Linked DNA regions of Homo sapiens: regions 2, 3 and 4 are each linked to region 1. The links are chromatin contacts, found by Hi-C or POLR2A ChIA-PET in ENCODE. All regions are on one chromosome and are shown on one strand. The core of a region is the stretch at or near the end of the contact, and the rest is flanking DNA. Distances in the headings are between cores, read along the strand shown.

What was found. Hi-C counts contacts between places; a loop is a spot of excess contacts on that map. ChIA-PET counts read pairs that join two places held with the same protein, here RNA polymerase II (POLR2A). Pooled maps may share reads with other maps.
Region 2: a loop to region 1 is called in a pooled map, with 2.5 times the contacts of the local background. The contact joins two enhancer-like sites. A Hi-C loop is called at or near these places in 2 of 37 single-sample maps with no recorded cell type and 3 of 50 pooled maps.
Region 3: a pooled map shows a loop between it and region 1 (5-fold over the local background). The contact joins two enhancer-like sites. A Hi-C loop is called at or near these places in 7 of 37 single-sample maps with no recorded cell type and 4 of 50 pooled maps. POLR2A ChIA-PET finds 5 or more read pairs at or near these places in 1 of 52 experiments (OCI-LY7).
Region 4: a pooled map shows a loop between it and region 1 (2.2-fold over the local background). The contact joins two enhancer-like sites. A Hi-C loop is called at or near these places in 2 of 50 pooled maps. POLR2A ChIA-PET finds 5 or more read pairs at or near these places in 4 of 52 experiments (GM12878, H1, MCF 10A and 1 more).

The regions. Positions count from the first base shown.
Region 1 is chr15:40,542,629-40,545,409 of GRCh38, reverse strand. It overlaps a transcript of CCDC32 not described here. Among named protein-coding and RNA genes, the nearest start is that of CCDC32, 21 kb to the left of the region's middle. RefSeq lists an enhancer at 1,374-1,473 and a silencer at 1,624-1,723. Within about 2 kb of position 1,374, at least 3 of the 41 ENCODE cell types and tissues checked have a DNase peak (open chromatin) inside an H3K27ac peak, as active enhancers do; they include OCI-LY7, where a contact is called at or near this core.
Region 2 is chr15:40,045,933-40,048,713 of GRCh38, reverse strand. It overlaps SRP14-DT (SRP14 divergent transcript), which reads right to left. Exons shown (of 3, transcript NR_040060.1): 2 at 2,645-2,753. Among named protein-coding and RNA genes, the nearest start is that of SRP14-DT, 8.0 kb to the right of the region's middle. RefSeq lists enhancers at 741-870, 1,211-1,340. Within about 2 kb of position 1,338, at least 35 of the 41 ENCODE cell types and tissues checked have a DNase peak (open chromatin) inside an H3K27ac peak, as active enhancers do.
Region 3 is chr15:40,062,258-40,065,038 of GRCh38, reverse strand. The region is part of intron 2 of SRP14-DT (SRP14 divergent transcript); the gene reads right to left. Among named protein-coding and RNA genes, the nearest start is that of SRP14-DT, 24 kb to the right of the region's middle. RefSeq lists enhancers at 213-322, 733-842, 1,689-2,524. Within about 2 kb of position 1,334, at least 12 of the 41 ENCODE cell types and tissues checked have a DNase peak (open chromatin) inside an H3K27ac peak, as active enhancers do; they include OCI-LY7, where a contact is called at or near this core.
Region 4 is chr15:40,857,867-40,860,647 of GRCh38, reverse strand. SPINT1 (serine peptidase inhibitor, Kunitz type 1) reads right to left here. Exons shown (of 11, transcript NM_003710.4): 11 at 2,441-2,781. Among named protein-coding and RNA genes, the nearest start is that of SPINT1-AS1, 15 kb to the right of the region's middle. RefSeq lists an enhancer at 2,517-2,566. Within about 2 kb of position 1,352, at least 5 of the 41 ENCODE cell types and tissues checked have a DNase peak (open chromatin) inside an H3K27ac peak, as active enhancers do.

The DNA of each region.
Region 1 (2,781 bases), core at 125-2,624:
AATTACTTCTTTAGCAGATAAGTAGAAAGGGAGGAGGCAAAGGTGAGAGGGATTGTGTGTGTGTGTGTGTGTATGTGTGCAGAAGAAAGCAGATAGGTTACTGAGAGTTTATGAGCATTTTAAAGAACAGATATTTCCAGGACCAGTTTTGGCTCTTTAATCTTACATCCTTTGGGGATGAGACCATCAAATATTGGCTTAGCAGAATGCCAAGGTGCAGTGTGGTCTTCAGCATGGTGCCTGATCAAGGCAGACAGGATGCGGAGTGTACATTGGGTAAGAGTATGGTAGAGGAGACCCACAGTTGTTAGAACAATCATCCCAAAGGTAAACTCTTGGATTGATAAACTGACATGTTGTTGGTTTCTTTTTCCTCTGTTCAGCTCAACATCTTTATCAATGATTTGGTTGAGTGAATAGAAGGTAACCTTATCAAAAGTGAGAGGAGTAGGTAATTGAATAAAAGAATAACAATTCTAAAATTTTTCTATAGACTAGAGTGATGGGACAAAGTATGAAACATGATACAGATAAATGTGAAATCTTTCATTTGGGATCAGAAATTAACTACACAACTAGAGGACAGAGAAGAACAGAGTATTTATTAGTTTGTTCTAGTGACAGAAGCCAAGAAGCCAGACTCTGGAAAGTTTTCCAAGGCTGTTGAAAAAAAAAAATCCAAGCCGGACTCAATTCTAGTCTAAGACATATAGAGCTGGCTTCAGTTAGCTGGACCTCAGGACTCCAGCAGTATCTTTAGCCTCTCTTCCTCCCACTGTTGACTCTCTCTGTGTGTTGGTATAGCACAGGGAGCTCTGGGCTGACATGATTCCAGTTTAGGAAGTCCAGAGGAAAGATAACACTTTCCAACCCCATATAATAGATGCCAGGGGGCTCCGCACAGTGGTTTAGGCTTAACAATCCCAGCACTTTGGGAGGCCAAGGTGGGAGGATCACTTGAGCCCAGGAGTTTGAGACCAGCCTGGGCAACAGAAAGAGACCCCGTCTCTACAAAAAAAAAATTTAAAAATTAGCCTGGCGTGGTACTGCATGCCTGTAGTCCAGCTACTCGGGATGCTGAGGTGGGAGGATTGCTTGAGCCCAGGAGGTTGAGGCTGCAGTGAGCTATGATTGCCCTACCGCACCCTATCCTGGGCGACAGAGCAAGATCCTGTCTCAAATAAATAAATACATTCCAGGGGAGGGACTCAGATTGGCTTGGCCTGGGTCACATGCTCATCATTGGAGCACTGACTATGACAAGGGCAAGATCTATGGTTAGGGGTACAGGATACTGTGGTAAACAGTCCCACCAGAACCATATGAGAATGGGAAGTGAAAGAGGATTGCTGTTGGCTGAAGAAAGGGGAAAGTGGTATGGAAAACCCCAAACAGGTGTTCAGTGTCTTAACAGTTCAATGGAGTCAGCAGTGTTATGTGCTGCTAAAAAAAAGTTATAATTCTAGGAATCAATAGTGGAAATGTACCTGTGTACCTGGGACATAGTAGTGTAAAAATATATTCTGCAGTGGTCATGCCTCTCTGAAAGCATCGTCTGGGCACCACATTGCAAGAGGATGTTCTGCAGTGAGCAGGTCTATGCAAACCTACCCCTAAAGGCCAAGAGAGCTGAGGGGCCAAAGAAACAGGCTGACAAGCCCGGGTGCAGTGGCTCATACCTGTAATCCCAGCACTTTGGGAGGCTGAGGTGGGTGGATCACGAGGTTAGGAGTTTGAGACCAGCCTGGCCAATATGGGGAAACTCCATTTCTACTAAAAATACAAAAATTAGCTGGGCACGGTGGCGTGCGCCTGTACTCCCAGCTACTTAGGAGGCTGAGGCAGAAGAATCTCTTGAACCTGGGAGGCAGAGGTTGCAGTGAGCCAAGATCATGCCACTGCATTCCAGCCTGGGCGACAGAGTGGGACTCTGTCTCAAAAAAACAACAACAACAACAACAAAAACAAAACAGAGAGAGAGGCTGACGAATCTAGTTTCTCAGAGATAAATGCTTAATAGAAACTTATGCACAGAAGCCATACCTTGGTTGGTCACGAGATGGTGGTTTCCATGCCCGCCCTCCAGAAAGTATCCTTTGTATAACAAGTTTTTAGGGGAAAACATGTGCAGCTGGTCACACCTCAGACTTTATTGCAAGTTTCATGACCACTGGGGAGGTTAGATAAGCATCTTTATGAGGGGTTATTTATGCTACAGGCATTCTTTCTTTTCTTTTTTCTCTTTCTTTTCCATTTTGTTTTTTTTTTTAGACAGAGTCTGGCTCTGTCACCCAGGCTAGAGTGTAGTGGCATTATCACAGCTTATTGCAGCCTCAACCTCCCGGGCTCAAGCTGTCCTCCCTCCTCAGCCTCCTGAGTTTGCTGTGACTATACCCCTGGCTAATTTTTTTTTTTTTTTAAGAAAAGTCTCAGTATGTTGCCCAGGCTGGTCTCATACTCCTGGGCTCAAACAATCCTCCTACCTTGGCCTTCCAAAGTGTTGGGATTATAGGCATGAGCCACCCCACCTGGCCAGGCATCTTTTTTTTTTTTTTCTTTTGAGACAAAGTCTCGCTCTGTCCCCCAGGCTGGAGTGCAGTGGCAACCTCTGCTCCCGGGTTCACACCATTCTCCTGCCTCAACCTCCTGAGTAGCTGGGACTACAGGTGCCTGCCACCATGCCCGGCTAATTTTTTGTATTTTTTAGTAGAGACGGGGTTTCACCGTATTAGCCAGGATGGTCTCAATCTCCTGACCTCGTGATCCTCCCGCCTCAGCCTC
Region 2 (2,781 bases), core at 89-2,588, 500 kb after region 1:
GTTCTGCAGGGTGCAGCCAGGGTAGGGGGAGAGTTGCAGATACCAGTACAGCCCTGGAGCCCGTTGCAGCTGCTTCCTGTTGTCAGAGGGCTCCTCCACCAAGGGGCTGAGTTCCTTGACACCTCCACGCCCCTGCCTAGTTCTCCGTGTGGTATCCTGCCTCAGTAGGCCAGCAACTTCCCACGGATACCAAGGAAGGCTGTGTTCAAGTAGCAAGAGCTCAGAGTGAGGAAGTGCCCTGTGGCCAGGCACATTTCCAGCCTCGTGGCTGACCACCCCTGGTGCAAACAGGGTCCTGTCCTCACGTATGCAGGTTGATTTCTGCCTTGTCTTCCTTTCCCTGTCTGAAAGATCTTTCCCATCCTGTCTGCAGAGTCAAGTTCTCCCCATCATTCTCGGTTCCATCTCTTCCCCGAAGCTTTGTCTGCAGTGACTCCCTCCCCACCCCCGCTTCACTGGCCATACTGGACTGTCCAGCATGAGAGTGTGGGCCCTCATTTCACACTGCCTTGTCTTGTGGTTTGACATTTCACCTAGGTTTGTTTTGTCTCCTCTTCAAGACTTGAAGACAGGATGATTTGGGTCCTTAACCACTGCCTCCTACTTCAAACGAGATCCCTTACAGAGCTGAGCTCAGAGCCGACCCTGTGTGTAAGGGCATAATAAATCCTGGCTGAATGTCCCGTCTCAGTGTCTCTGTCTTGGTTCCTGCCTGAATTTCAGTCAGCTGAGCCACAGTTCACCCCAGACCCTGTAGCATCTTGGGAGGAGACATTTGGGCTCCTCTGCCTGGTAGTCACGTTGCCTCACTGCAGGAAGTGACCCAGGCCTTGCCGTCTCCCAGCTTGTGGGCCTTCTTGCCTCCAGGTTCCCCTCTGACTAATCATGAGAGTGCTATGGGGCTGACTGGAAGCGACCACTCCTGTCCCAGAAGGGACTTCCCCAGCCTGAATGCTTGCAGGTGGACGGCAAGGGAAGGGGGATAGTGCTGGTAATATGCAAGGTGGTGCCCTCGTCCAGTTCCAGGGACACAGCTCATAGAACACTCCCAAAAGGGGCTGTTCAGCCTGTCTCCATTCTTGCAGCTCTCTTCACCCCAAGCCTCAGGCCGGGCCTGGCTCGTTGTCCCTGGGGGGTCTGAAAGGGGCTGGAGTGGGGGTGGAGTGAGCAGCAACCCGGGACTCTCAGCTCAGCGCTTTTCCCCCCATTGTGAAATGGCCTTGGATAAGGGCCAAGCAGGAAGCTGCCTCCTATAGCTCCGTGGCCTGGCGCCTGGGGTGTGAGGACGGCCCCAGGCCCTTCCCTTCCCAAGGGAGGGCTGAAGCTGACACACGGAGTCCACCTGCATGGAGACACTGAGCTGCCCTTGGCTAAGTCATGAGGGGCCTATGCCCTCCCTCCTGCTCTCTGTGCCAGCTAGTTTGTGGCAGGCAGAGGGGTGTGTGGAAAGTGCATGGGCCTGGGGCTCAGGGCTCGGGGCTTCCAGTCTCACCTTTGGCATTACCAAGCTTTGTGATCTTGGTCAAGTCATTTTCCCTCTTTGGACCTCACTCAGTTTCTATTCACTTGTGAATAACTAGCAGGTAAAGGGTTGGACTAAAAAGGTCTTGGAGGCCTCTTCCAGCTCAATATTGTGACTCACTGAAGTCAATGATTCATTGATGTTATTACTGGGACTTGGCTCTGATCAGATGGGAGTTTCTTCATTGTGTCTGTCTAGGATTCCCTGTGTAAATCTGCATCTGTGGGTCTGTCACAGAGGTGGAGTGGGCTTCCCCGAACAATCAAGGATGAATGATGACACAGAGGCCAAGAGATGAACAGCATCTGTCGCTTTGGGGAGTCGAGACACCTGTTGGGTAATTTGTGCAGAACTCTGGCTATATAATTTCCTGTCCTTGACTTTCAGACAGGAAACTTTAAATTGGGGACCCCTAATCATCCTGAATAAGGGAGCCCCTCCCCCACCCACTAAACCCATGAAAGTGTGGGGAGGAGGAGGGCAGGAATAGGTGCTCATGCCCCAGACTTCCAGCCTGGCTGGGAATAACTACGCTTGCAATAACTATGCTTGCCTTTCCTGGCCTCAGTTTCCCCTCTTACAATATGGGGTATGCTGGCCCCCTTCTTGAGGTTCAGCAAGGAAGGAAATCCTAGATGAGAAGGGGAGAACCTCTTAAAGTTCACACACATTTCTTGAGTGCCACCACCTGATTCTGTACAAGGATGGCCTTCCAGGCATGTGGGGCCAGGGGCTGCCCATGGAGTGTAGCCTAGAGGGTACTGGCAATTCCTTTGTATCTCCCCAAAGCCCCTATACCAGAAATCCCACCATTAGAGTCTGTTCTTTGTTTAACATCACCTAAGTTTCCTCCACAAATGGAGGGCGTGTGACATACTAACCATTTGTCCTGAACATGTTCGTGTGATTTAGCTACCAGATGGGTTGCCTCCACACAGCTAGCTGAGCTTAGTGAGAGACTGGGATTTTGATGGGGAGGGAGGGAGGGGTGTTTTGCACGACCGAATATTTCTACTCAGGGTACTGCTTGAGAAGGAGAGGAAAAGAACAATGAAACCTAGCTTTTCTGCCATGCTTTCTCACGTATAAGCTTTTATATTCACATTGTCACACTGAACTCACCACAGCAGTGTGAGGAAGATCTTCCCATTTTACAGCTGAGGAAATGGAGGCTCATAGAGATTAAGATGACTTTCCTTCAGAGATACAGCCAAGAAATGCCAAGTTGGACCTGGAATCCAAAGACAGGATTAAGGAGA
Region 3 (2,781 bases), core at 85-2,584, 480 kb after region 1:
GCCTCCCAAATTCCCTTCAAGGCCCAGGTGAAATTCCACCCTTTTCCTCCTCAAAGCCTTCCCTGAACTGTTTATGAGGCTGATTAACATTTACTGAGCATAGCATTTGTACTACAGTATTTGTGCTATTGGTGGGAGCGTGGTGAGGCTGCAAGATGAAACAGGCCCTTAGACTTTCAATGTGGGTGGTTCTAACTCCCTGTCCTAAATTTGGGCCTTCACAGCCAAGTATATGCATCGTCAGTGCACATCCCCCAGGTGAAGACAGGCTCTAGAACTCTGCACACTTCCTCTTCCCACCCCGCGACTTCTGGCAAGTACTGCCTTACGTATCTTTGTCCCCACTTTTTTCCTCACTAAAAGATACCCAAAAAGGATTCTTTGAAGGTTTCTTGCCTCAATGATCCAACATGAGAAGTGGTGAGACCAACCCTTACCAGCTGACAATGACTTAATCATCTTCAGAGATTCTCAAAAGAAGCTGGAATGTAAATAGCCGCTCAGCTGGTATTGTTCTCAAAGAAGACTTAGATGTAGACAGTTCTCACTCTTCATATGCGTCAGAAAATCCGCTTCCTCTGGGTGAGTTTCAGAAGGGGTAAATGTTGTTGCTCAAATTCCAAAGTGATGAAGATGTGTCAACAAGATGCTTCCTGTGGAATCTCTGGCCAGCTGCCTCTTCAGCCCTGTAGACCCCCTTCTGAGCCCGGGCCCTGCCTGGAGTTAGGCTGCCATTTCCTCTCCTGTTTGCACAGATGGGGCCTTGGGCAGTCAGCCTGAGGAACTGTCCCTGTGCTAATGCTGGGGGCGCAACCCAATGAGAAGAGGACTGGCTTTGAAGTTGGGCCTGGGTTCAAATCCTGATTCTGCTACAGTCAGCCAAGTGACCCTGGGCAAATAACTGAAGACTTCTGAGCCATTGCCATGTTTGTAAAATGGATGGTAATACCTGCATCACAAGATTGTTGAGGGACCTAAATGATAATAAATCTCTAATGTATGGTTTAGGGCTAAGAGCCTGGCCCTGCCACTTACAAGCTGTGGAGTGTCAGGCAAGTTACTTAGATGTTCTATGTGTCTGTCACCTCCTCCCTAAGGGTTGAAAATAGTACAGGCCAATTTCTAGGGCCATTGTGAGGATTACTGAATGCCTGACTCATGATGAATGTTCAGTGAATATTGGCCTCCAGCAACTGGGGTAAGCAAGGTAGTTATTATAATCCCCACCCAGAGGGCCAGGGAGAGTCGCACATTTGCTGTGGGTGAAGCCTGGATGAGAACCCTGCGTCCTAGTCCTGGGCTGCAAATCAAGCCTCTGGCCACAGCCTCCTTCTGGCTGGCTCCCTGGGCCCACTTCCAGGCCCATGGAGCTGCTGAATAGGGGACAGCCCATCCCAGGAGCCAGGCTGCTGGCTTCACTGCCTTCCAGAGGGCCTGGGAAGCCTCTTCATGCCAGTCTGTGGCTTTGTCACTTGCCCCTGATGGAGTCTGCCCTCTCTGTGGGCAGTTTCCTCTCCCTACTCATGGCTGATGTTCACTTCCACGCCCAAAGGAGTGTCATTCTGCCCACTTGGCTGCTCAGGATCAGAGTGGCATGGGACAGTGCATGGAGCATTTTGGAGCCAGGGAGGAGGAAGAGGGCAGGCCTTGGCTATGCCTCTCAGCGATGCTGACAGCAGGAGGGTGGTTAATACAAAGCCAGGGCTTAGCTACAAGTCGGGAGGGCTGAGGAGACAGGAGCTAGAAGAAGTCAGGGAAAGAAGGAGACAGAGGCCAGGATTTGCACAGCTAAGAGAGACCTCCTCTCCTCTCTATTTTATAGATAAGGAAAATCATGACCATTTTGCCCAATGTTACGTCATGGTTTGTAGGAAAGATTTGGATGAGAATCTAGTCTCCGGAGTGCCTGCTCGACTTTCCTTCCAATACCCAAAGCTGCCCTCTCCTCCCACCCCGAACACTCAGTGTCTGGCAAGGCCCCTCCAACGCCAATATCACTGCCTCACTGTGGTCCATGGCCCGTGGGCCCTGGCTGGAGGAGGAGCTGGCGTGAGCAGGGGTACCCACTTGCCCAAGAGAGACCTTCAGGAGAGCCCATCATGCCCTGTGGCCTTGTGTCCCTAGACACCTCCAGAAGCCTGACACTGTTGTTCATCCTTCACCCCCAAGACTTTCACCCCCATGTAGCTCTATTCCCCTAATCTGACACAATCCCCCAGATCCTTTCACTCTGCTCTCGGGAACTTATGGTTTGTCATCAGCAAAATCTCCCCATCCACTCGACTTTCCCTTTGAACATTCCTTTCACCATCCTGTTCTACTGCAAACCTGCCTGACCCCCACACACAGCTTCCTTGCAGCCACCTCCTGTCTTGGCTCTGTTTTCTTCTTCCACATCAGTATGCCTGGAGGCAGCGAGTTGTCCTCCCTGCTTTCATGGCCACCTGTAGGTTTCTCCCCCTTCCTCCTCAGCCTAAGTCTGCATCTCCTTTGCAGCTATGCCATCAGACCAGACCATCCACCATCCCTTCTAGTATTTACCATACTCTAGGCCACTCCTGCTCATTCACAGATTTTAGTACCTGGCCCACGGTCTTCCTCTCCACCACCACTCCTCCATGCTTTTCCTAGACCTTAACATTAATTCATTCTTTTGTCCAGCACATGTTTCTGAGCACCTAATCTGTGCCAGGTATGTTCTTAGAAAAGAGTTTATAAGTGTAGACCAGAGAGAAAATGTCCCTGCCCTCAGATGCTTACATTCTGATGGCAGCAAGGATA
Region 4 (2,781 bases), core at 103-2,602, 320 kb before region 1:
TTTTACAAAACTGGAACTCTGTACCCATTAAGCAATAATTCTCTATTTTCCTTTTCCCAGCAACCATCATTCTACTGTCTCTTTGATTTTGACTACTCTAAGCATTTCAGATGAGTAGAATCATACTTGTCTTTTTGTGACTGGCTGATTTCACTTAGCATAATATAGATGTCCTGAAGGTTCATCTGTGTTGTAGCATATGTTAGAACATCCTTTTTAAGGCTGAATATTATTCCACCGTGTATATTGTGTGTACTCCATTTTGCTTATCCATTCATCTGTTGATAGGCACTCAGGTTGATTCCATGTTTTAGCTATTGTGAATAATGCTATGTACATACGTGTGCAAGAATCTCTTGGAGACCCCTACTCACCTAGTTTTTTTTTTAATTTAATTTTATTTTTTTAAGATGGAGTCTCACTCTGTCACCCAGGCTGGAGTGCAGTGGTGCCATCTTGGTTCACTACAACCTCCACTTCCCGGGTTCAAGTGATTCTCCTGCCTCAACCTCCCAAGTAGCTGGGATTATAGGTGTGTGCCACCACACCCGGCTAATTTTTGTATTTTTAGTAGAGACGGGGTTTCACCATGTTGGCCAGGCTGGTCTCGAACTCCTGACCTCAAGTGATCCACCCACCTCGGCCTCCCAAACTGCTGGAATTACAGGTGTGAGCCACCGTGCAGGGCCACTCACCTGATGTTAGACTTTCTCCACGAAGTCACTTATTAACCTTAATCTCCTCCACTTGACCGGCCTCTGTTTTGTTCCAGCAGCCATTTTTCAGATACCTGGTACGCACAAGCAGGGCCCAGCTTGGGAGACGCTAGGATAACTAAGACCTGGTCAGCGCCCTGAGGAGTCTTGTCTGGATAAAGGGAGACACACACTAGCTTGGACTTATGCGTGCAGCGGAGCTGTGTAGAGCAGGAGTGCGTGGAGAGGGCAGCAATGAACTTTGGCTGGAGAGCCAGAGAAAGCTTCGTGAGCTGGAACACGGGGTAAAGTAGGAGCTTTCCAGGGCGGAGGGGACTTCTGAAGTGGAGGAAACTGCCTGTTCAGGACATGGAGGTAGGGATCAAAGTTCTGAGTCATGTGGGTGGGCACAGAGCAGAGGATGGCTGGGGCGGTCTCAGGGATAAGGAGAAGTTTGGGGACCAGACTGTTTTGTCACCGTATCTGCATCCCTGCAGCCTGCACGCCAGAGTGTAAGCGCCAGGAGAGCAGGAGCTGTGTCTTGGCGTTCATTGCTCCACTCCTGTCACCTGCCTGAGACTGAGTCCTCACATCCTTGCAGGAAGAACACGGCATCCAGTCATAGTCACAGCGCCCCCTAGTGACCCCCGAGAGCTCCCACCTCCTCGGGCACTCCCTCTGCACATGCAAGCAGCTGTTACTAGGGGTGGCCCTTTGCCTGGCATCCTCTCACTTGATGTCTATCCCTCCCTGAGAGGATGTTCACTTCAGGCCAACAAACCCTTATTAAATACTTGCTCTGTGTTGATCACTGTTCTGGACACTAGGGTAGAGTCTGAGAACCAACTGATAATGGGGGTTGTTCCCAGTAGGGATCAAGTCCGTTTTGAGCCTCGAAGGATGGACGAGTGTCAGAGTAGGGGGTTAGAAGGGAAAACACGGTGCCCTATGAAGTGGAACAATGGGGATGAGCCCCACCCCCTGCCGCTTACTCAACATTTACTAAACTACGATTTACCAAGGTCACAGAGGGAGCATGGGGTGCCGGGAACCCAGACACAACTGGATGCCATCTGCGGCTCTGGGATCTCACAATCCGGCAAGAAGACAGGCAGTAAAGGAAATAAGAGGTGCTCTGGGCTCAGGGTGGTGTTAGCAGACACAGGGGTGTGAGGCAGGGAGTGTCCACCACCTGCAGTTGTGTGGGAGGGTTTTGAGCTTAGGCTGAGGCGTGCAAAATGGGGAGGTGGTCCATGAGAGCACGAGTCCAAAACCAGGTGTTATCCATCAAAACGAGGCCTGTCCCGGCGTGCTAAGAAGGTTCTGCTTCTTGATCTGGGTGCCTGCCTCAGAGGTGTGTGTCATTATGGAAATTCACTGAGCTATACACTTATAACTTCATATATGTACATTCATGGTAGTTGTACTTGCTTAAAATTTGCTTTTAAGTCCCCCCCCACCCCCACCAACCCCGATACCTCTTTTGTAAGACTAAACTCTGGGGATCCAGTCCAATCTCAGCTCTAGGGCCTTGGGGAGGAAATTTCAATGAATTAGTTTCTTCACCTGTAAAATGCGGATGATTGTATTGTCATCACAAGGGCTGTGTGCAGCGCCAGCAACTCGAGATACGTAAAGCATTTAAATAGTGCTTCCTCTGCCCCTCTCAGCAGTATCAAATTTCTAATGATTGGCAGTGTCTGGCACAGAGGAGCTCAATGTAATTCACTGAATAAACGAACGAATGAGCTCAAAGTATGATTTTTTTTTTTTTTTGGCACCGGGAGGTAGCTTGAACAAATGCAGGGGTGTGGGTTGGAGTGGCGTGTCTCTACTAAAGGCTCCTGGGAAGGAGCTCAGAGCCTGGTTGGGGGTGCTGCACTCCAGCGCAGAAGCCAGGGCTTCTGTTGGGAGGGAGACAGCTAGTCACCTGGGCCCTAACATGGAGGTAGGAGCCAAGGTGCCTGTGCACCCCTAACCCCAACCTCCAAATGAGCAGAATTGTGGAGAGCTCAACCACTCAACAGGCTTGTGGAGAGGCTCACACCAGGAAGAAATGCTACACAGCAGCACTGCAGCCTCCCCA